2 separate regions of the Homo sapiens genome follow, and region 2 is linked to region 1. Evidence: read pairs that join two places in POLR2A ChIA-PET (ENCODE). Cell type or tissue: Panc1. All regions are shown on one strand. Links, peaks and the distances in the headings refer to the core of each region. The heading gives the core; the rest is flanking DNA. Region 1 has its middle 120 kb from the start of LINC00702. Region 2 has its middle 34 kb from the start of MIR6078.

The links. Peaks named below come from ENCODE experiments on the same cell type or tissue, not always from the same donor. Only the 100,000 strongest peaks of a DNase experiment are listed, where the experiment ranks them.
Region 2: POLR2A ChIA-PET joins it to region 1 with 16 read pairs; 5 of 35 experiments call an interaction of 5 or more read pairs at or near these places.

Annotation. Positions count from the first base shown.
Region 1 is chr10:4,116,318-4,127,953 of GRCh38, reverse strand. No RefSeq gene overlaps it. Among named protein-coding and RNA genes, the nearest start is that of LINC00702, 120 kb to the left of the region's middle. RefSeq lists an enhancer at 1-169. In Panc1, for the core only: no CTCF peak of the experiment used is centred there; a DNase peak (open chromatin) is centred at 6,157; H3K4me3 peaks cover 1,033 bases; H3K27ac peaks cover 7,224 bases.
Region 2 is chr10:3,951,807-3,963,442 of GRCh38, reverse strand. No RefSeq gene overlaps it. Among named protein-coding and RNA genes, the nearest start is that of MIR6078, 34 kb to the left of the region's middle. RefSeq lists an enhancer at 3,545-4,046. In Panc1, for the core only: no CTCF peak of the experiment used is centred there; no DNase peak of the experiment used is centred there; H3K4me3 peaks cover 660 bases; H3K27ac peaks cover 7,638 bases.

The DNA.
Region 1 (11,636 bases), core at 1,797-9,796:
AATTGTGGAATGAAGCGTATGGGTTGTTTGTGTCTGCAGATTCTAGAAGACAAAACATTACAACCTATATAATAAACCACAATTTTAAAAGCTGGTTCTTTGTTTGAGTTGGAGCAGGTTAGTCTGCATTCGGTAAAATCTAGCTTGCCCACAAATTCCGAAAAGCAGGTGGCTAAGTAAAATGTATAGGTTTATTCCTCTCACGCATGAGTCAAATCCAGAAGAGAGTGGTCCCAGCACTGTGTTTGAATCTCTGCACCCTGCAATCCCAGTTCCTTTTAGTGGTCACTTTGAAATGGCCTTTGCAAAATTATGACTGAGACAGTGAAAGAGATCTAACCTAACTGACTCCATCTTGCTTTTAACCTCTAAGCTGTCCGTGTTCCTTCCTGGGTGTAGGCTGAAGTAACTTTGGGAGGAACTTGGTTTATAGTGGTTTTTTTGTTGTTTGTTGGTTGGTTGGTTGGTTTTTCCAGACAGAGTCTTGCTCTGTTGCCCAGGCTGGAGTGCAGTGGCTCCATCTTGGCTCATTGCAACCTCCACTTCCCGGGTTCAAGCGATTCTCCTGCCTCAGCCTCCTGAGTAGCCAGGACCCACCACCTGGCCCCAGTTAATTTTTGTATTTTTAGTAGAGATGGGGTTTTACCATGTTGACCAGGCTAGTCTTGAACTCCTGACCTCAAGTGATCTGCCCACCTCAGCCTCCCAAAATGCTGGGATTACAGGTGTGAGCCACCATGCCTGGCCAGTTTATAGTTTATAGTTCAAAACAAAAACTATTAACAGCCCTTTCCCAAAACAAACCACCTTCTTGCCTGGGGACTAGACTGCCTTTGTAGAACTAAGAAATTACACACGAGATTGGAAATCATGATTTAGGAGTCAGGCAGCTGGAGGCTACAAGATTCTAACCCTCTCTACGCTGCTCCTAAGATCAGCGCTTGAGATATTTTGCAGCCCCTGCACTTGATGGATCAGCTGCCACCGCCAGCTCAATAAACTGGCTCATCTGATCTTGTGGCCCCCACCTGGGAACTGACTCAGCACAAGAAGACAGCTCCGACTCCCTATGATTCCCTCTCAGACCAATCAGTACTCCAGGATCCCTGGCTTCCCCTTACCCACTAAGTTGTCCTTAAAAATTCTGATCCCTGAATTCTCAGGAAGACTGATTGGAGTGATAATAAAAATCCTGCCTCCAGCACAGCTGGCTCTGCATAAATTACTCTTTCTCTATTGCAACTCCCCTGTCTTGAGAAATTGGCTCTGTCTAGGCAGCAGGCGAGGTAAACCCACTGGTTGGTTACAACTTGATTAGGTCAGATCCACCCAGGTTAATCTCCCTTTTTAAAAATAAAATGTTACCTCTAATCAAAACTAATCACAGGAGTGATAGCCGATCCTCTTCACAGCCCTAGATGATACAGGACTTGTACAGCAGGGAGAGGAATTTTGGGAGGCACCTTAGAATTCTGCTTGTCACAGCAGGCCAACAAATATGGTCTTTATTCCAGGTGGTATGTGCCATGCAAAATGTATGAAGAACCAACAACTCTGAGAGAGATGTAATCATAGTAGGTTTATTCCCCAATACATGCACCAAGTCCACACAGCAAGATAGGGGCTTGCACCAGAGTAAGAGATTTAATTGTACAGTCACTGAATGAGGAGACAGGAGGAAACCTCTAATCCATCTCCACAAAGAATTTAGGGTTAGGATTTTTCAGGGTTTTGGAATGGGCCAAAGTGAAAAGATCATTGACTGATCAATGAGTGCAAGAAGAAGCTGTATTCTCATGCTGAGTCCATTCCTCTGTGGCTCTTCAAATTGGTTGCCCAAATTCAGGTCTGAAGAACACCTTAAGCAATCCTTAAACTAAAGCCTTATAATTCTAATGTCAGAGATCCAGTTTATAGGGACAGTGGAATGCAAATGGCTGGTATCTAGTGCTATGTGACGTTTAGAAACATGGAAGTGGGCCAGCATGCAGCCTGATGAATGCTTAATTATAACCATATTTCTGTCTAGAACCTGGTATTCAATTCCTGTCAACCTGCTGGGGATGGTTTCAGATTATTGCTGTGGCTGTGGTTTCATTCACATTAGTGCTTAAAAGAATGGTAGCATCCTTTGCTGCATTCACTGAAAATTTTGGTTAAAGAAAAGAAGTGGCCAAGAAACATGGTCTTCCACTAATCACTGAGTGTTCTTCCCCAGAACTAGTGAGGTTTTAGGTGATGATTGACCTCTACAACAATTTTTAGGAGTCCTACATTTGAAATTTTTCATTCTTTGGAGACTTCGGAAATGTATTATTATTATTATTATTATTTTATTTTATTTTATTTTATTTTATTTTTGAGATGGAGTCTCTCTCTGTCATCCAGGCTGCAGTGCAATGGCATGATCTTGGCTCACTTCAACCTCCGCCTTCCAGGTTCAAGCCATTCTCCTGCCTCAGCCTCCCAAGTAGCTGGGATTACAGGCATGTGCCACCAAGCCTGGATAATTTTTGTATTTTTAGTAGAGATGTGGTGGTTTCACCATGTTGGCCAGGCTGGTCTCGAATCCCTGACCTCAAGTGATCTGCTCACCTCAGCCTCCCAAAGTGCTGTGATTACAGGCATGAGCCACCGCTCCCAGCCTGAAATGTATTACTTTCTTTATCCCCTTATGTTGTATTTTAACTTTAAATACCATTCTTCCATACCATACCAATTGCACCTTACTAAGGAAACATGAAAACTTAATACACATGAGATGAATAAGTAGTTTGATTGTTTGCTGAGAAATTCATTATTTCCTATAGAAGATTCTTTCTGAGAGAGTAGATTCATTAATTCCAAAGAAGGCTGCAAACATATATCCTACTGTATGTTCTTGTGTGTGTGACTTTGAAATTCCTTCTGTTGAGAGATGGGTGACATTTTCTCTACCCTTGAGTCCTGCTGGTCTTTAGTAGCTGTGTGGCTCAGTAGTGTCTGTGTAGAAGAGAGCACAGTACTTCTAGCCAACTCTCTCAGAACCCTCATTTCTGGAGTGCTGAACCCCCATGTCAGATGTCTGAATCTACTGAAGCCTCCATGTTGTGAGGAGGCCCAAGATAGCTCATGTGCAGAGACCACATGGAGAGAACCTGAGATAGAGCCACCCAGCAGGCCCTAGTTGCTCCAGCTCCTTGTTGTTACAACACCAGCCACTTTGTGACTACAAATATGTGAGCATGCATGTTTTCATTTGTGTTGTGTTTATGTGTGTACTCACATATTTACCTGTATGTGAGTCTAAGCCCTGCCCAGACCACTGCAAGGGGAATTTGTTAACCAGGAAAAACTTACTGGAACTTTCCTTTGGTAAGAGCTGGCAAATTTATTGCTCTGGAAGTCATATAGAAAGCAAGCAAGATTACTGTAGACATTTTCAAAGCAAAATACAGGATGCATTTGCTATTTTAGTCAGCCCAGTATCTTTTTTTTTTTTTTTTTTTTTTTGAGACGGAGTCTCGCTCTGTCGCCCAGGCTGGAGTGCAGTGGCGCAATCTCAGCTCACTGCAAGCTCTGCCTCCCTGGTTCACGCCATTCTCCTGCCTCAGCCTTCTGAGTAGCTGGGACTACAGGCGCCTGCCACTACGCCCGGCTAGTTTTTTGTATTAATTTTTAGTACAGACGGGGTTTCACCATGTTAGGCAGGATGGTCTCGATCTCCTGACCTTGTGATCCACCTGCCTTGGCCTCCCAAAGTGCTGGGATTACAGGCTTGAGCCACAGCGCCCGGCCTAGTCAGCCCAGTATCTTATAGCTGTTGACGACATTCTGGGGATATGAATGTAGCTTACAAACGCTAGTATTTCTACAGAAAGCAGAAATAATTTAACTGTCATTTTCACATTTATATTTAATAAAATCAACTTTGGATCACAATGTGAGGTGAGAGGACTACTGCTACAATGTTATATAAATGTATACATTAATATTTATGCACCAAAAAGATTCGAGTGACTGTGAAGTGAAATAAGATAAGGAGTTGTGAAAAACAAGCTAATGATCATTTAAAATTTTAATGCAGGTATACCTCAGAGACATGGCAGGTTTGGGTCCAGACACTACAATAAAGTTAATATTGTAATAAAGCCAGTCACACAAATATTTTGGTTTTCCACAGTATATATGTTATGTTTACACTATACTGTAGTCTATTAAGTATGCAATATAACTGTGTCTAAAAAGATGTACATACCTTAATTTAAACATACTTTATTGTTACAAATGCTAACGATCATCTGAGGCTTCAGCTAGTTGTAATCTTTTTGCTGCTGGGAAGGCTGAGGTGACTGTGGCAATTTCTTAAAATAAGACAATGAAGTTTCCTACATTGATTGACTCTTCCTCTTACAAAAGACTTCTCTGTAGCATGCTGTGCTGTTGGATAGCATTTTACCCATAGTAGAACTTCTTTCAAAATTTGAATCAGTCCTCTCATCTCCTGCCACTGCTTTATCAACTGTGTTGATGGAATATTCTAACTCCTTTGTTGTCATTTCAACAATGTTCTCGGCTTCTTCACCAGGAATGGATTTTATCTCAAGAAGCCACTTTCTTTGCTCATCCATAAGAAGTGACTCCTCATTCGTTAATTCTGCTAGCTTTAAACTTTTCTTCTGCAGTTTCCCTGCTTCTTTCAGTCTTCACAGAATTGTAGAGAGTGAAAGCCTTCCTCTGGATTAGCCTTTGGCTTAAGGGAATGAGTGGCCAACTCGATCTTCTATCCAGACCACTCAACTTTCTCCCTATCAGCAATAAAGCTATCTTACTTTCTTTTCATTTCTGTTTTCACTTGAGTAGCACTTTTAATTTCCTTTAATAACATTTTCTGTGCATTCACAAATTGGCTAAATGTTTGGCACAAGAGGCCGAGCTTGTGACCCTTCTCAGCTTTCAGTATGCCTCCCTCACTAAACTTATTTCTAGCTTTTGATTCGAAGTAGAGACAAGGGATTCTTCCTTTCACTTGAACACTTTGAGACTATAGGTTATTAATTGGCCTAATTTTAATATTATTGTGTCTCAGGAAACAGGGAAGCCTGAGCAGAGGGAGAGAGCTGGGGAACGGCTGTCTGATGGAGCTCTCAGAACACACACAACACTTCTCGATTAAGTTTGCTGTTTTATATGGGTGCAATTTGTGGCACCTCCAAACAATAAGAATAATGTCAAAGATCACTGATCCCAGATCATAGTAGCAAATATAATAATGAAAGAGTTTGAAATATTTGAGAATTAACCAAAATGTGACATGATGGCATGCAGTGCGCACCTGCTGTTGGACAAATGGTGCTGATAAGTTTGCTTCATGCGGGGTTGCCGCAAACCTTCACATTGTAAAACACCCATTATCAGGGAAGCACAAGAAAGCAGACTGCAGTAAAGCAAGGCGGGCCTGTATGTAGCAAACAAAATAACTGCAATTTTAACAAATGCATACTTTCAGAAATTTTGATATTGCTTGCTTTGAGACATACCTCTATTCGTATATTATTTCTTCTGGTTTAATATCTCCAGGAGTTTTAGAGTTACGCGCAACTAACATTTGTTTGCGGATCTATGCACTTGGTCCCTTATTCGTTGACATATCTCTCATTTAAGATTTTTTTTTTTATGAAGTGGATTCTTTGTTTGGTATTCATATCTTCCAAATGGTAATCCAGAGATAATGAATGAAGGGGTTTTTGTGAGTGCCAGTACTTGACACTCACATCAAGGTTAATGTGGGTCAGTCAAAACTCCCTTGTGTATGTGTACAGGTTTTTCTAGGAAAGGGTGAGGGGCTTGGGCTTCTGTCTTAAACAGCAATGCCAGAATGTCCCTGCCACACAGCAAGTAGGTTTTTGTCCAAAACGACTTATTAAAGAGTTGAAAGATATTGTTCTTGAAATCTATTTTTAACAGTCTGTGTCTGCAGTGACCTTAAACATATGACAGATGACAAAATGTAATCTCTTTTGAAATACTGTACGTGCCCACTTCATGCATTTTAAACACAGGGCCACTCCGAGCGCAGAGTGTCCCCTGTCAGCAAATGTGCTGTCAGCTGGTTTCCGTGTAGATTTCTTCTGCAAAGTTTCCATATGCATGCAAATATTTACTTCCTTTCTGATTCACAATCATTACAGTTATGGGAATCAAGTGCAGCAGCAACATTACATGCAAATAGGAGAAGAAAGGACAGACAGGAGTGGTGGGAAGGGACGGTGGGGGAAAAGGAGCGAAAGGAACCTTGACACCACAACTGCGGCAGGAGATACTGACCAGGTGAGAGCACAAAGGAAGCAGCTGGAGGCCCGTGGGCACCCCCTGGAAGACCAGTGCAACCCTGGTACTTCTGTGACTCTGCCACAACACACAGACATGCACTGAACGCTGTTCATTTCATGCATTGTAAATTTACTTCTCCATATTCTTTTATTACTATTTCAACATTTAAAAAGGTCATTCTTGGCTGGGCGCAGTGGCTGACGATTGTAATCACAGTATTTTGGGAGGTTGAGGCGGGCAGATCACCTGAGGTCAGGAGTTTGTGACCAGCTTGATCAACATGGTGAAAACTGTTTCAACTGAAAATACAAAAATTAACCAGGTGTGGTGTCGCGTGCCTGTAATCCCAGCTACTTGGGAGCCTGAGGCAGGAGAATCACTTGAACCTGGGAGGTGGAGGCTGCTGTGAGCCGAGATCATGCCACTGCACTCCAGCCTGGGTGACAGAGTGAGACTCCATCTCAAAACTAAGAATAATAATATTTCTTTTAGACTAATTGTGTATCTAGGAAAATAAAGATGGATTAAATAAATCTTCTGAAATTAAGTGCGCTTAAGCGCTTTGTTTTGCAATTTTCAAAACATAAAACATATAAAAATATAAAGAGAGTTCATAACGTTTTTCAAGTAAAATCCCTGTAGGGTATTTATATGTAACTATATTTAAATTATTAACAAATGTAAACGGTGTTTTAAAAATATTAGAAATAAGATGCTTAGAAATAGTTTATTTGTGTACTCTCAGCACTTTCTGTGTATTTCTGTTCTTTAAATTATCTGCCAAAAAAAAAATTATTTGGGTAATGAGGGTAAAGAGAATAAACATTTCTTGAACACCTCTCTCTAGAACTTTGCATTTATCATCTCAATTACTTTGAACAGTAAACAAATTTGGAATGTGAGGCTCCAGGAGGTTAAGTGATCTGCCAGCATCACACACAGCATGGGAAGTGGTGGGGCTGACGGGGGTTTCCAGCTTGGTGTCACCCCACATGCCCTGCTCCTCGGGACCCAGCCCTGCTGGAGCCAGCATTGCCCAGCCAGCACCTCCTCAGCAACATGTGCTGCTTCTAATACTGAGATGGGCTCCTGTCCCAAGACCTGCCCTACATCAAAAATAAAATTAAATAACTAAGCACAGCTCAACATTTGTTTTTTGTTGAATCATAAAGTATAATTATTAAATATATTGCTAGTTTGTTTTCATTTTTGTTAGAAAGTTTGTCAAACTAATATGAACATTTTATGCATGAAGACAAGTTAGACTTCTTTTTTTTTTTTTTTTTTTTTTTTTAGACAGGATCTTGCTTTGTCACCCAGGCTGGAGTGCAATGGCATGATCTCAGCACACTATAACCCCCGCCTCCAGGGTTGAAGCGATTCTTCTGCCTCAGCCTCCTGAGTAGCTGGTATTACAGGTGCCCACCACTAAGCCCAGCTAACTTTTTGTAGTTTTAGTAGAGACGAGGTTTCATCATGTTGGCCAGAGTGGTCTTGAACTCCTGACCTCAGGTGATCCACCTGCCTCTGCCTCCCAAAGTGCTGGGACTACAGGCGTGAGCCACCGCACCCAGCCCTAGACTTCATTTCTTGAGTGAAATAGAAATGAAGTCTTCTTTTCAATATTGTTATATAATAGTCATACCTCCTCATCAACATACACCAAGAGCCATTCAACTTACTTTCAGAAGTGTGTGGCATAAGAGGGAACCATTAGCTTATTTGCTTGGCTACTAGAGTCAACCCTTCTTTAGACAGAAAAAGAGATAGGCAGGGGTGGGAGAGCAAGTAATCAGGTAATTAGAATAAACATATTTAACTTTTTAATCTGAAAAATATATAAAAAGTCATGTTATTCCATTCTACTTCAGTTTTCTAGAAGAAACTGTCATCAAGTGAATATGCGATTCTTGAATGCTAAGGTATCTTTGCATTTAGTTATAACATGGTATAATATATTTTTATTCTCCTATATAGTGGGTTGTGCTCAATATATACACAGTGACTATCTTCCTGTCTATAGCTGTCTGTATATGTATCTCATAGTAGCAGTAAGCTAGTGTTTAATCAGAAGAATCATAATTTCCTGTATCTGTTTAGAATTTCATAGATAAGGGCATTTTTACGTGCATTATCTCATATGTAAACTAAAGCAATTTGATTTACTTTCTTCACTGAACACTTTTCACCAAATCTACAACAATCCATCTCATGGATGGACAGAAATAAGGAGGTGTCAATAACTGAGCAGTCGGTAACTCTGGCCTGGCCCAGCGATGGAATGAACCTTGTCTCGGCAGCCTCGCACTGGTTACAGGGGTGGCCTTAGGAGGAAGCGATGGATGGGGGCAATGTCCAGAGGTGAATCCTTCTGGAGCTCAGCCACCCCTACCTGACAATGTGAGGGAGGTGGAGGAGGAACTCACATCCTCCTCCAGATATTCACCTGGCTTAGGGACTTGCAGAACGTTACCACCGAGTCTACTTAGAAAGCTGCCCAAGCCCTTCATCTCCTCCCCAAGAGGAAACTAAGACTCTCACCCAGTCTTGCACAGGTAATTAGGAAAACACAGAATTTGACCACAAGTCTCAAAACACCTTTCCCCTGGGAAAGTATTATTTTATTTTCTTGTGAGAACACACACTCACACACACACACACTATATATATATATATATATATATATATATATATATATATATATTCTATCTATATTTATCTATCTAATCAATCTCTTTTTAAAATTCTTTGTAAGCCCAAGAGAAAGGTAGAGATTAGATTTGTTTGCTGATGTTCCTTTATCTTTCTGAAGACCAAGAAACTTTTAATCTGAAATCTATGTGGCAATGTATATTCAATGTGGGGAAAAAACAGGATTTATGCTTTGCCTGGCTACTATTGTGATAGATCTGGTGATCAAGAAGGAGCAAGAAAAGGCGTTTAGTCCTCATCTCAGCACGAAAGTTCCTCCAGGGAATAAACCCACCTCCAGCCAACCCACCTCTCATCGAAGAGCTCACGAAGTGGAGTGATGTCACTAACCTGCAGGCTTCCAAGCCACTTCTATCAAGTCATGGTAGCAGATGCATTTTTATATTTTTAAGATCATTCTTGGCAACCACATGATACAGCAGGTGTGGCTGTTATAAACATGGTAATTAACTTTGGTCAATTATTTCTTAAAGTCTAGAATAATCTGTTCCATTTTTAATTATAAAGTCCTTTTTTTATAAAGTTACATAACCACAGAAGAGAAAGCTAGGAAAACCTCATAGTTCCACAACCATAGCAAACCAAATAGCATATTTATCTAGAAAAATTTTATCTGTGTATATTTATATCCCTGGGGACCTCTGGCCCTTGGTAACCTCTCAGTACCATCACAGAGGTCTAGTCTCCTCATGAGCTTTTCTACCTTTAGATCTTGCACCAATGCCTCTGATTTACCCTGTGTCAACCCAGATGTAAAACTCAACTCCTCTCCTCACTCCCAGGTGGCCCACCTGCCCCAGGCACAAGCACCATCAAGCACAAATCCATTCTGTCTCTACTGGGTACTTAGGAATTGTGCCATTTTGTAACCATCGAGCCCGTGACACTATAAAGACAACATTCAAGCACCGAGATCAGAAAGTTTCATAATTAACCAAAGTCCATGCGACATTTAACTTTGTTTGATATTTAGACTCTGATTTTCCTTGTATAGATGTTATTGTGCCTAAAATTTGTTGTAAATTTCTTTTTCCTCCCTCCCTCCCATCCTTCCTTCCTTCCTTCCTTTCTTCTTTCCTCCCTCCCTTTCTCCCTCCCTCTTTCTTTCTTCCTTCCTTCCTTTCTTTCTTTCTCTTTCTTTCTCTCTCTCTCCTTCCTTCCTTCCTCTCTCCCTCCATCTTTCTTTATTTCTCTCTCTCCTTCCTTTCTTCCTCCCTCCCTCTTTCTTTCTTTCTTTCTCATTGTCTCCCTCCCTCCCTTTTTCCTTCCTTCCTCTCTCTCTCTGTCTTTCTCCTTCCTTCCTTCCTCCCTCCTTCTTTCTTTCTCTCTCTTTCTCCTTCCTTCCTTCCTCCCTCCTTCTTTCTTTCTCTCTCTGTCTTTCTCCTTCCTTCCTTCCTCCCTCCTTCTTTCTTTCTCTCTCTGTCTTCCTTCCTTCCTTCCTTCCTCCCTCCTTCTTTCTTTCTCTCTCTGTCTTTCTCCTTCCTTCCTTCCTCCCTCCTTCTTTCTTTCTCTCTCTGTCTTCCTTCCTTCCTTCCTTCCTTCTTTTCTTTCTTTCTTGCTATCTTTCTTTCTCCTTCCTTCCTATTTTTTTCTTTCTTTCTTTTCCTCCCTTCTTCCCTCCCTCCCTCCTTCCTTCCTTCCTTCCATTTCCTCTCTGTTTCTCTCTCTCTTTCTCTTTCTTCTTCTCTTTCTTATTCTTTGACAACAGCAATATGTTTGTTCACTTTATCCGTAAGTTTGCACTATTTATTTTAGGGGTTGCACTTCCACGTAATTTCCTTGGGGCCTTTTTATTTTACACCCTAGTATGACCCAGTTGTTTTCTCAGCCTGCTATACAGTTGAATTCTAAAATTTATTTTCTTTCATTCTTTGATTAAATCTATGATTTCTTGAATTCTATTTACTCTTCATTTTCAGATGTTTTGGTTGTTTTGTTTTGCAGTTGATTCTTGTTTTACACCACCACATGGGTGTAGGTCACCTGCTGGTGACCTACAGGTATATCTAGGTCTTCTGATTTGGGTTTCATGTTGTTTTCTAGACCTTAACTTTCTTTAGTGGGGCCTGTACATTCTTTAGTTTCCTCCAGGTGCTGCTGATTCTTATTGCCTTATGCCTGGCCACAATTATTTTTTGATATTCTTGCAATAGCCGTATCCTTTTATAATCTCAAATGAGATGCATCATTTTTTACCCTCTCAAATGATTCTTGAGATTATAGAACCCTGGGTTCAGTGGTTTACCCTTAGAACCGCGACACGAATTTCTACAGACTTCTAGCAGAAAGGATTGCTGAAGAAAGTCCTTCACTGTTGCTGATGAGAAATCAGAAACTACATCAATCTGAGTTTTCTTTTATAAGTAATGGAAATTTAATCTTCTCTTTCTGGAAGCTTCTAAGATAGGTCAGTTATTCTTGGTGTGCTAAAAACTTTCTAAGTTCTTCTTTGTGTCAGTCCTTTTTAATTGTCAAATCAGCACAGTTTAAAGACCAATGCCTTTCTGCAGCTCTAGAAAATTCTACTCTATTTTGTTAGCTTTTTCCCTCCATTTCCCAAGTTTTCTCCTTTCTTGAACTAGATCAGTATTGACTCATTTATTGGCTGATTC
Region 2 (11,636 bases), core at 1,379-9,378, 160 kb after region 1:
TGATCCAGGTGGGAGAGGGTAGGGCTCTCACGAGGCCCAGAACTCTCAGCACAGCACTTACGTATGTGCAGCAAGAAATACAGACCACTACAGCCATGACCAAACGCCTGTTTGGTCAAAGGTTCTGCAGAGAGCTGTGGAGCTTATTTGATTTCCACTTTTTTTTTTAATTACTTCCTCAGTAGGCTGCCAAATGCTGCACATTCAGAGTCTGGTTATTTGTGCACATACCTTTGTTACTTCCCACCTCCACCCTTAACACCAGTGCTTTACGTGGTAAATGGAATGAAACCCATTTCAAACCCATGGGCTTCATACCTCGGTCAGGCAGATCACAGTGCACTGGCCACCGTCAGCGAGATTTGTATGTCCTCATGCACACCTTCAAAAGTTCAGGACGTTCTAACTCACTTGTACCAGCTAGGTCAGAAAAAAAGAACAACTATTCTTGGGTTTTTATAGAACAAGACTTTTTCTATGAGCCATCGGGGCTTGGTGAGGACCACCTGTATCTGCTTACCTTAGTCCTGTCTGGAATGTTTCCTGTAAGGCTTGAAATCATTCAGGAAAATACGTTAGTTTGACATCCTCTCCCCATAGAAGAGTTTCAGAATCCTACTGTACAAGGTCTTAGGTACATATATACATATGATAAAAATAATATAATTAATAACACACACTTGCAGAATTTAACACTTCTCCAAAATCTTTATTATACTGTATTTTACTTAATTATCTCGTTCATTTTTATCTTCTCAGTATTGATCAGATATTAATCCAAAACAGATTTTTAAAAATATGTCTGAAGTCTCACTGTTTTACAAAATGTCATAAAAATACTAAATTTGTGACATTTTCGTACAAATATTAACTCTTTCAAATATGCATCATCAAATATTTCCAAAATTGCTTCCAAATCCGATGTTGTAGTTGTGATACTCCGGAACTACGCACCCATTTAAACCAATAGACTTAGTGATGCCACACACCAGACTAGCAGATGTGCAGCTGAAAATGCCTTCTAAGTTCATTCTGAATTTCACCGTTTTACAAATTCTCTTAAGTTTCAAAGATGACAATGCTGGCTTAGGTCATTTCTTGTTCTGCAGTGCGATGATTATTTTTCCTGTGCCATGGTGAGTTGAGGTTGACTCTGGCTATGAGAATGCCTGCCGGCCAGGTTTCTGATGGAATAAATTATTATTGAATAATGAACAATAATAAGAATATTACTTACTGTCTGCGTAGTACTTACAGGAAGCAGTGATGTCTATACTGCCAGATGGCTCTCTGGCTGGAGACACTTCTATCTTCCAGGAAGGTGAGCTGCTGGAGGCCGCCAGCTGAATCTCTCCCCAGGAATTGCTCTCACCCCAAGGAGTCATCTTTTCCAAGGTATATGCCCCTCCCTGGGGTGCACCAAATCTCATGGCTGTTCCCAGCGAGGTCTCAAGGCCTAGGCACCTTGCCTCAAATGTGTACGGGCTCCCAGCTCCAGAGCACCCGAATGACCAGCACAGGTCTCACTTGCAGCTGCACCACAGCTAGGCATCCGCCCTGCCCATCGGGCCCCTCCCTCCCTTAGGTAAGTTACTCTTGAGGGTACCCACCAGGATATCTGCTTCCCAGAACCTGCTTCCTGGGAGCCCGCCCTACGCACCTACTCTGTGCTGGGAATTGCTGGCCACTCTGCATATGTTCTTTCTTCTATGTCAGTAATCTCATGAGGTAGATATCATTATACCCATTTGAGAGGTGAGAATAATGAGAGTTCAAAGCCATAGAAAACTAACACCAGGTAAGGGTCTGAAAGGGGCAATGCTAATCCACCAAGGGCACTCTCTTCCCACCACAGCATACCCCCGCTCGGCCTCTGGGGTCTCCTTTGGAGTCTTGCCAAAATTTATCCAACATGAAAACCAACTAGGATCCGCAGAGAATTTTTGGATTAAAAAACAAATTTTACCGACTTAAAGAAAGATTCACCAGTAGCCTCAGAGGTGCAAATCCTGGCGAAAGAGTAGCTCTAGCCCTTTCCCCTGAGATTTATCTGATCCCCTGTGACATCTCCTGTAGAGTGACTAGGCTTCTCTGCAGGATGTGACACCCACAAAGTGAGGGTTTTAAAGCTCTGTAGTGTGGTGGGTTCCCCACAGCACAGGTGCCGGAGCTCTGCCCTGGAAGGGAAATGAGCCTTGGGTGAATCTGAATGGGTGTCTTAGGTATGTGGCCTTCTTGCCAAGCCCCTTAAACTTTGCATTTCTGTTCCTAGCAGAGACAGTAACACTCTCTACTCCTTGGTGCTGCTGCAGGGGTGAAGTGAAATAACTGTTAATCTTTCATGAAACGTGTTCAACACATGCTATTTGTAATCATCGATTCAAATGTATAAGGAAGAGCCATGGCCATTCTTATTTGCATCATAAACAAAAATTAGAGTGTTGAATTAAGCTGTGGCAATTCTTAGAAATGTCCTCAAAATTTTAGCTCAATCAGAAAGCTGTGAGAAGGCAGAAGTCCCTCCTGCCGTGGTCACAGTAAGGTTCCATTTAAGCCTGCAGCAGGAGCTGAAATCAGAAAACTCTTCCAAAGCAAGAAAGTGCACTTGAAGAGTAGAAACTAACTTGATTTGTGTGCCCCAGCAGAAGCAAAATAATAGCTGATGCTTGATGGCCCTGGGGGTTGAAGTCATCTTTGGTTCTGAAGAATTCTCAGTGACAGGCCACTAGCACACGTATGCACAGGCGTGCAGGATGGAAACTCACTAGTCAGGGGTGGGTGGAGAAGCTGCAAGGAAGAAGACAGGCTGTTTGTCTCTTCTTGGTTCCTGGTTCGTGATCCTTGTACGGCATCAGGGGTGTTCGCAGATCCTTTTTGTGAGGTAGAAGGAGAGAACTGAGAAAATCCCCTCCTGGGAATAATTTTAAGTAACTACAATTATTTTTAAACATTTAGAAGCTAATGTTTAGTTTAATGACCAAAATAATGAAAATACTACAAAAAAGGCCATTGTGTGATTTCATTTTTAAAAATTCTGTCTCCAGAGAAAATATTTGCTTAGCTACAGATGCCAAAGATGTCCTCTCAGGAGTAGTTTAACTGTGCAGTAGAACATTATTAAGGAAAGCATAAATCTAGCGTTGCGTGAAAATAAAAACTGCAATGATTAAATTGAAGGCTACTTTTTAAAAAATGGAGACCAGATGCAACCAGGCAAAGTGCCATCTGTGAAGGCTTTGTGGCTTCAAGGCCACAAAAATAAAATGTGGCACAAAAGGATGCACTAGAAGTTCCAACCATTATCATGGAAACATTCTGCAGAATTCCAGATGGCCTTAGGTTCCCACCAGCTGTGTCTGGGAGGAGATGATTCCTGTGTGCATTGAGGACATCCCTGACAATGGATGCAGGTCAGGACAGGAGCCTGGTGCCCAGGGAGGGGCTGAATACCTCACACTTCCCCACCAGCTCTACTCTGCATTAAGGAAATGAAGCTACCTCTCTAGGGGGAAGAGAAGTAATAATAAACATTCCTCTCGAGATCACACACCTCCGCCTGCACGGGGACAGCCACAGCGCACGCCTGGTTCAGCTTCTGTCTTCCCTCAGCTGAGGCGCTGGGACTTTGGCTGTTTCTATTTGCATCCTGAATAGCATCAACACAGTAAAATGCACGTTTTGGTATTGTCTTCTCCTCCTCCTTTTCTTTTTCCTTTTCTAGGAGCATTGTGTCTATCGTTGGCTGTGTGGGGGTTTTTTGAGGTGACGGGGAGAAAAGGGAGATGAAGTTGTGGCAAAGAGCATTTACGAATACGTTTCCTTGGTTCTTAGTTGCTGCCTAAACTGCTGCTGTACTCTCCAAACACAAAACCGCGTCGTGGGAAGGTGGAGATGTGGCTGCTTCTGCAGCATCCCGTGTTAGAGAAACAGAGCCTGAGAATGAGACACATCATTGTCAAAAGAAGCTTCTTCTTTTCTTCACACAAGGGATGATTAGATGCTTAGTATCTGTTGCAAAAACTGAGAAAATCAAAACTTCTAAAAATTTCCTTTCAAATTTCTTTATGATCCAAGATGATACCTAATTGCATATTTTCCAAACATTCATTTTTCCAAAAGTAGAATGGGTGAAATTCCTTATGAAAGAAACCCTCAATAGTCTGTTTTTTTTTGTTTTGTTTTGTTTTTCATTTCTAGTTTTAGGCTACAGTGATAACGTAGGACCCTTTTTAAAAAAAATTAAGACCAAAGCCGGGCGCTGTGGCTCACGCCTATAATCCCAGCACTTTGGGAGGCCGAGGCGGGTGGATCACAAGGTGAGGAGATTGATACCATCCTGGCTAACACGGTGAAACCCCGTCTGTACTAAAAATACAAAAAATTAGCCGGGCGTGGGGTGGGCACCTGTACTCGGGAGGCTGAGGCAGGAGAATCCCTTGAATCCGGCAGGTGGAGGTTGCAGTGAGTAGAGATTGTGCCACTGCACTCCAGCCTAGGCAATAGAGCAAGAATCGGTCTTAAAAATAAATAAAAACAAAAATAAAAAATTAAGACCAAAATCAGCAGTATCACAGTATCATTCATCAAATGTAGGAGGTGGCAAGATTTTAGCTCTGCCATCCATGGCTTAGGAAAGATCATTACAGATAAACTCCCTGTTTTCGATTTATTTATGACTTGTTATTCATTTTGTGTATTTTTTTGTTGTGAGTAAAATATCAGCAATTCCTGAAAATACTCCAAAAAATTACAAAGGAGTATAGGAGAATGATTTCACAATCAGACTGTATTTAAGAAATAGGAATAGAATCTCATGGTTTGGATTTATTCTCTGCAGCTTTATTATATATTACACATCTTTCGCATTACTAGCCTGTTGTCGACATACATGGAGCTCCACCCCATACTAAAATATGTCTCAATGTGTGTTTTTTAACCCATCTCTTGGGAGAGTAAGGCTGTATAAAATGTTGTTGCCCTTGAATTTGAACAGAGTAGCTTCATGTCAACACAGCAGAGCATTTATTTCTTAGAATCAGGAACACCCGTTTCCATCAGAGATGTTCTGCCCTCTCCCAGAAGTGGCCGGGATAAAGTTCTTTCCCCCATTTCCATCCTGCTGCTCTCACTTCTCCATGAATAAATTGCCCCTTGTGTCTATCTCATGCAGCAGCAGATCTCCCTCAAGGTGCGATAAGTACAGAATTAGCTTCTGATGACCGGTACAAAATAGTTTTTATGATTTGAATGGAATGCAGTTCATCTTCTGATACTTGTTTGGAAGGTGGAAGGTGTATTTTCAGAGATTGTATTGCAGGGTGAATCTAGTGCAGTGAGTTGCGAATTTGCTTCTCCAGGGGGTAAAGATCATGTGTCAGACTTAAATTGTCTCCGAGAAAAGGTCAAATAACTTGATCTCTTCTCCAATAACACTGATTTGACCTAAGACTTTCTAGTTCTCGTGGGCTTGGTTTTGATCACTGGTTCACAAAGAAAAGCATTGCATGGTTCTGTTTAATGGTTCATGATTTACTTTGTATATGTAGTATGGCCTATACGTAATAGTAATGTTTAGTGTTTAATGATTCATGATTTACTTTGTATATATAGTATGGCCTATACATAACAGTAATGTTTAGAGAATTTTGACTGGGGCATCTATTCAATTATTTGATTTGGCATAATTTTTTTAACTAGAATACACTGCACAGATCAATAAAACTCCTATATCCTGATGACTGATTGGGACTGGAAATAAAGTATAGCTACAGAAATTGTAAGCTGGATTCCTTAGAAAGCGCCTTAGGAAGGAAAGGTACAACTAACGTTTTCCATGCTTTGAATAAATCCACCTCTTTAAAATAATATTTAAAGTTCAAACACTCCTACCCTATTCTATCCAAATCAGGTGCAGAGAGTGAGCTGAGGAAATGTTTAAATTAAAGACTAATTTACAGCCAGGCGTGGTGGCTCACACCTGTAATCCCAGCACTTTGGGAGGCCAAGGCGGGCAGATCACCTAAGGTCAGGAGTTCGAGACCAGCCTGGTCAACATGGCAAAACCCTGTCTCTACTAAAAATACAAAAATCAGCTGGGTGTGGTGAAGCATGCCTGTAATCCCAGTTCCCCGGAAGTTCGAGGTAGGAGAATTGCTTGAACCCGGGAGGTGGAGGTCGCAGTGAACTGAGATGGGGCCACTGCACTCCAGCTTGGGCAAAAAGAGCGAAACTCCATCTCATAAAAATAATAATAATAATAATAATAATAATAATAAATAAAAGACTGATTTACAAAGCCACTGGTCCTACCAGTGCTCGAGTGACAGGCCCAGCTTAGAGGGCAACAAAACATCGTTCATTTGGACTCCACATACTGTAAGTTGTTGGTGCAGGTTGAGGTTACACTGTGCCATTTTACTATTCAAGGAAAGACTGAAAACCCTCTTGAGATGTTGATGGGAATTTCTATAAAAGTCCTGAATGGCTATTGGTAAAATTAAAACACAGCAGAGGGAGGTAAGTAGCTTCCTGATGTCCCACGGGATACTGCCATCATCATTCAGAGACATTTTTTAAGTAGCTGTTGAGTAAATTGCCATGACTAGCACATTACTTCAGCAGAGAAGCACAGTATAAGAACAAAATAATTTTAGGCTGGGCACAGTGGTTCACACCTGTAATCCCAGTGCTTTGGGAGGCCAAGGCAGGAGGATCGCTTGAGGCCAGGAGTTCAAGACCAGCCTGGGCTCGTGAGACTCCGTCTCTACAACAAAATAAATAAATAAACATTAGCCCGGTGTGATGGCACTGGCCTGTAGTCCCAGCTACTCGGGAGACTGAGGCGGGAGGATCGCTTGAGCCCAGGAGTTCGACTGTGAGCATCACTGCATTCCAGACTGGAAGACAGAGTGAGATCCTGTCTCAAAAAATACATGAATAAATACATAAATAGTAATCATTTCAGAATGGGCTGGATTACACAGTCCTCTTCCCCAGTGAAGGTGAGGTGGAAGCCTTAGGCCCTGCCCTAAGGCAGACTCCACCACAAAGAATGCAGCTGCCAGGACAGGACTCCGAGCCCAGGCCACACAGCATGAAGTCACCAGCAGAGTCCCCCGTTTGTCCCTCCCCACCACTCCCAGCCTTTCCCTGAAAAATCACTCAAAAGATGGTGGAGCACAAAGACTTCAGGAGTTCCCTCCCTAATACCGGGTCCCTTTCTTTACCCACATGGCATTGGGCCTGCTGCAGACAGCACAGCTCCTATTTGCCTAAACACACACTCCACAGCAGGCTTACAACGTCAGCGTTTCACTAAATGAAGCAGAGCTGAACAAAGCCCCCAGGTAGGAGGATAGTTTAACCAGGAGGTAGCAGACCAGGGCCCGGGGCCATCTGCCAACTGGCCACCTGCGGACAAGCACATCTTGATCTCTGACTTCCGAACATCAAAGTCGGGGAATAAACAAGAGAATGTCCAACACTTCCTGCACTTCTAAATTTTATGAAATGTAACAAGACAAGGTTTTCACAAAAATAAAATGGAGCTGATAAATACGCACTCACGTGTTTCATTACTTTTGTGGAAGGAAAAGTTTATGGTTCTCTCTGCCTGCTTGGAGCGTGAAACTAAAAGGGAAGAGGCTGTCTCTTGGGAGGACTGAATGTTGTTTTTCTATAGAGGACCCCTGTCCAGCTCCTGAAAGACAAAGCCTGGAACGCTGGAGATTGTGCTGAGGCCTGGAGAGCACCGGAGAGCTGGAGAGCGCAATCAACTGTCTCCTGCTGGGTTCTTGCCACAGCCCCGATCACGATCACCCCTGCTGACCAATCGTTCACCTTGCTCTTAATTTCTCTAAAGGAACCCAGTAGTGTACTCGCATTTCCTAAAAAGCGACTTGCGGCCTTCTTTGTGTCCCTGAATATATAATGAAAAGATCGCTTACTTCAGCTCCAAAGACAACAAAGCCTGTTGCACTGCAGGGTTAGTTTGGAAAAAAGAAAAAAGAAAAAACAATAAATATGGATGAGTGTATGTTCACTTGCCATTTCAATTATTTACATGGGTCACAGAGGCCCAAAACATTATCCAACTCTGGGATAGAATGCCAGAGTGAGTGAGAAGCACATTTTTATCAAGTTTTTATAATATATAACTGCATTGTTTTGGCTAGACACTGTCCTAGAAAACTAGACATTTTCTGATTATGAAATAATTTATACATACCAATTTAGAAGTTATACTCGGTTCTTCAGAGCAGATAAAGCTGTAGAATGTATTTCTTCAAAAAAAAAAAAAAAAAAAAAACAGAAATCATTAGACCTTTCCTGTAGACCTACTAATACTTTTGAAGGTAAGATGAAGCTATCTTCTTTTGGACAACAAAAATCAAGAAAATAGTTTTAACTGTCTGGATTAGCTCCAGCTTGGAGAAAAATCTGGTACTGAATCACTGAGAAAATTAATTTCACATATTATAGGATTATAATACAGTCTATCCCGAGTCAGGCAGCAATAACTATTGCTTTCTAAAAGCACCAAGTGAATTAGGTGGCTGTGCCGGGCAATTAGGAGAGGGGCCTCCTGAAGAGCCAAGGGCACTCACCCCGCACAGCACTGCTGCCAAGGCTCTAGGTGTCCTTGAGCTGTTGACTGAAGGCTTCTTTGCCTCTGTTTCTGCATTTATAAAGTCAGGAATGAAACAGGCTTTTGAAATTACTTAAGGACCTCTGATAGAAAGGAGAAGAATTGCACTGGCATCTTTATGGAGCTGTACATCAAAGAAATAAAGACCGTGCAGAAAAAGGGCATTGCATGGGAATGAATGGTTTCAAATGCAATAGCAAATTAAATGTAAATTAAAGCTAACTGCAATCTCCGTATGTCAGACTCTCTCTTTTTTTTTTTTACTTTAAGTTCTGGGATACATGTGCAGAATGTGCAGGTTTGTTACACAGGTAAACATGTGTTATGGTGGTTTGCTGCACCTATCAACACATCATCTAGGTTTTAAGCCCTATATGCATTCGGTATTTGTCCTAATGCTCTCCCTCCCCCTGCCCCCTACCCACCAACAGGCCCCAGTGTGTGATGTTCCCCTCTCTGTGTCCATGTGTTCTCATTGTTCAACTCCCACTTATGAGTGAGAACATGCAGTGTTTGGTTTTCTGTTCCTGTGTTAGTTTGCTGAGGCTGATGCCTTCCAGCTTCATCCATGTCCTTGCAAAAGACATGATCTTTTTTATGGCTGCATAGTATTCCATGATGTATATGTATCACATTTTCTTTATCCAGTCTATCATTGATGGGCATTTGGGTTGGTTTCATGTCTTTGTTATTGTAAATAGTGCTGCAATAAACATACATGTGCGTGTGTCTTTATAGTAGAAAGATTTATATTCTTTTGGGTATATACCCAGTAATGGGATTGCTGGGTGAAATGGTATTTCTGGTTCTAGATGCTTGAGGAATCACCACACTGTCTTCCACAATGGTTGAACTAATTTACATTCCCACCAACAATGTAAAAGTGTTCTTATTTATCTGCAGCCTCAACAGCGTCTATTGTTTCTTGATTTTTTAATGATCACCATTCTGACTGGTGTGAGATGGTATCTCATTGTGGTTTTGATTTGCATTTCTCTAATGATTGAGCTTTTTTTCATATGTTTGTTGGCCACATACATGTCTTCTTTTGAGAAGTATCTGTTTATATGCTTTGCTCACTTTTTTATGGATTTTTTTGTTTTTTACTTGTAAATTTGTGTACGTTCCTTGTAGATTCTGGATATTAGACCTGTGTCAGATGGGTAGGTTGCAAAAATTTTCTCCCATTCTGTAGGTTGCCTCTTCACTCTGATGATAGTTTCCTTTGCTGTGCAGAAGCTCTTTTGTTTAATTAGATCCCGTTTGTCAATTTTAGTTTTTACTGCAATTCCATTTAGCATTTTTGTCATGAAATCTTTGCCCATGCCTATGTCCTGAATGGCATTGCCTAGGTTTTCTTCTAGGGTTTTTATGGTTTTGGGTTTTACATTTAATTTTTTAATTCATCTTGAGTTAATTTTTGTATGAGGTGTAAGGAAGGGGGTCCAGTTTTAGCTTTCTGCATATGGCTGGCCAGTTTTCCTAGCGCCATTTATTAAATAGGGAATCCTTTTCCCACTGCTTGATTTTGTCAGGTTTGTCAAAGATCTGATGGTTGTAGATGTGTGGTGTGATTTCTGAGGGTCAGGCCCTCTTAAAGGCCATGGCTTTGGGTGTCTGAGCCTGCACGACACTTTTATTTTGAGAGTCTATAATAAAAAGCTAAAGTTATTTCTACATTATTGGTTATGTACCTTAAAATACTGTACCTGAAACTCAGTGGGTTAAGTTACAGGACGTGAAACTGTTGGAAGAATATGGGTAAATCATGTTCAAGTCACCTGGGGTCATATAGGAGCTACTCTACTTTTATTTTTAAGTTTAGAAAACAAATGTAAGGAGTTGGCTCCTAACTTGGGTGAAATATTTTACATGTTTATATATCTATATATATATGTCTATAGTGGAGATCACTGTTACAAAATATGGAGATTCACATATGAGTCGGTTGATTTAATTTTCAAGTTTTTAATGTTTTAACAATACTTCAGTGTTCAGTAATTTTCCTATTTTTGGCCCTATTATGCTCTCAAATTTAATAAACATGACTTCTAACATTTTTTAAAGGTGGCCTTGGATTTAAAACATAGCCCCCAAACTTCTTAGCATTTCTCCTATCAAGAGTTGGGGTCTATGTTCCCTCCCCTTGACTCCATCTCAAAAGTGCATATTTAACACCTGTCTATAATATGGCAACTATTCTTTATAACCTACAGCAGGATAGGATTATACAACAATAGTATCATTGTTTTAGCCAATTAGAATTGACTGGCATTAAGCCTGGAATTATCAATGTGGATTCCAAGGTCAATATTTTGATCCAATTTTTGTATATTCTTTGTGTGTTTGAGTCTGCCTTCTGAGAAATTTGGCTTTGTCAGTGCTAGAAGTTGACTTTCCTTGGTAAATGTGTTTTGAATCTTAAAAAAGAATGGTTTTGGAACTCTTCTGACCAAGACTTTGATTTTTGCCAATCATTCTAGCTTGGCTCTTACCAGGCAGTGAGCAGGAAGCCAGGCCTGGCAGCCTTGCCAGCGGTGCCAAATGATAATACAAGTTTGTCTAGCCATGGTCGCGTCAGAGCCTCGTGTGTGTCCAACTCGACTTGAGCATTATTTTTACACCACAGAACAACGAAAGGGAAATTCATTAGTGTTGACGAGGATAGCAAGAACAAACATCACCGTGGTAGAGTTAGAGAGTTAAAGTTTATAGGCTGGGAGCAGTGGCTCACGCCTGTAATCCCAGCACTTCGGGAGGCTGAGGCGGGCAGATTACTTGAGGTCAGGAGTTCGAGACCAGCCTGCCAATGTGGTGAAACCCCGTTTCTACTAAAAATACAAAAATTAACTGGGTGTGTTGGTGCACCCCTGTAGTCCCAGCTACTTGGGAGACTGAGGCAGGATAATCACTTGAACCCAGGAGGTGGAGGCTGCAGTGAGCTGAGATCACGCCACCACACTCCAGCCTGGGTGACTGAGTGAGACTC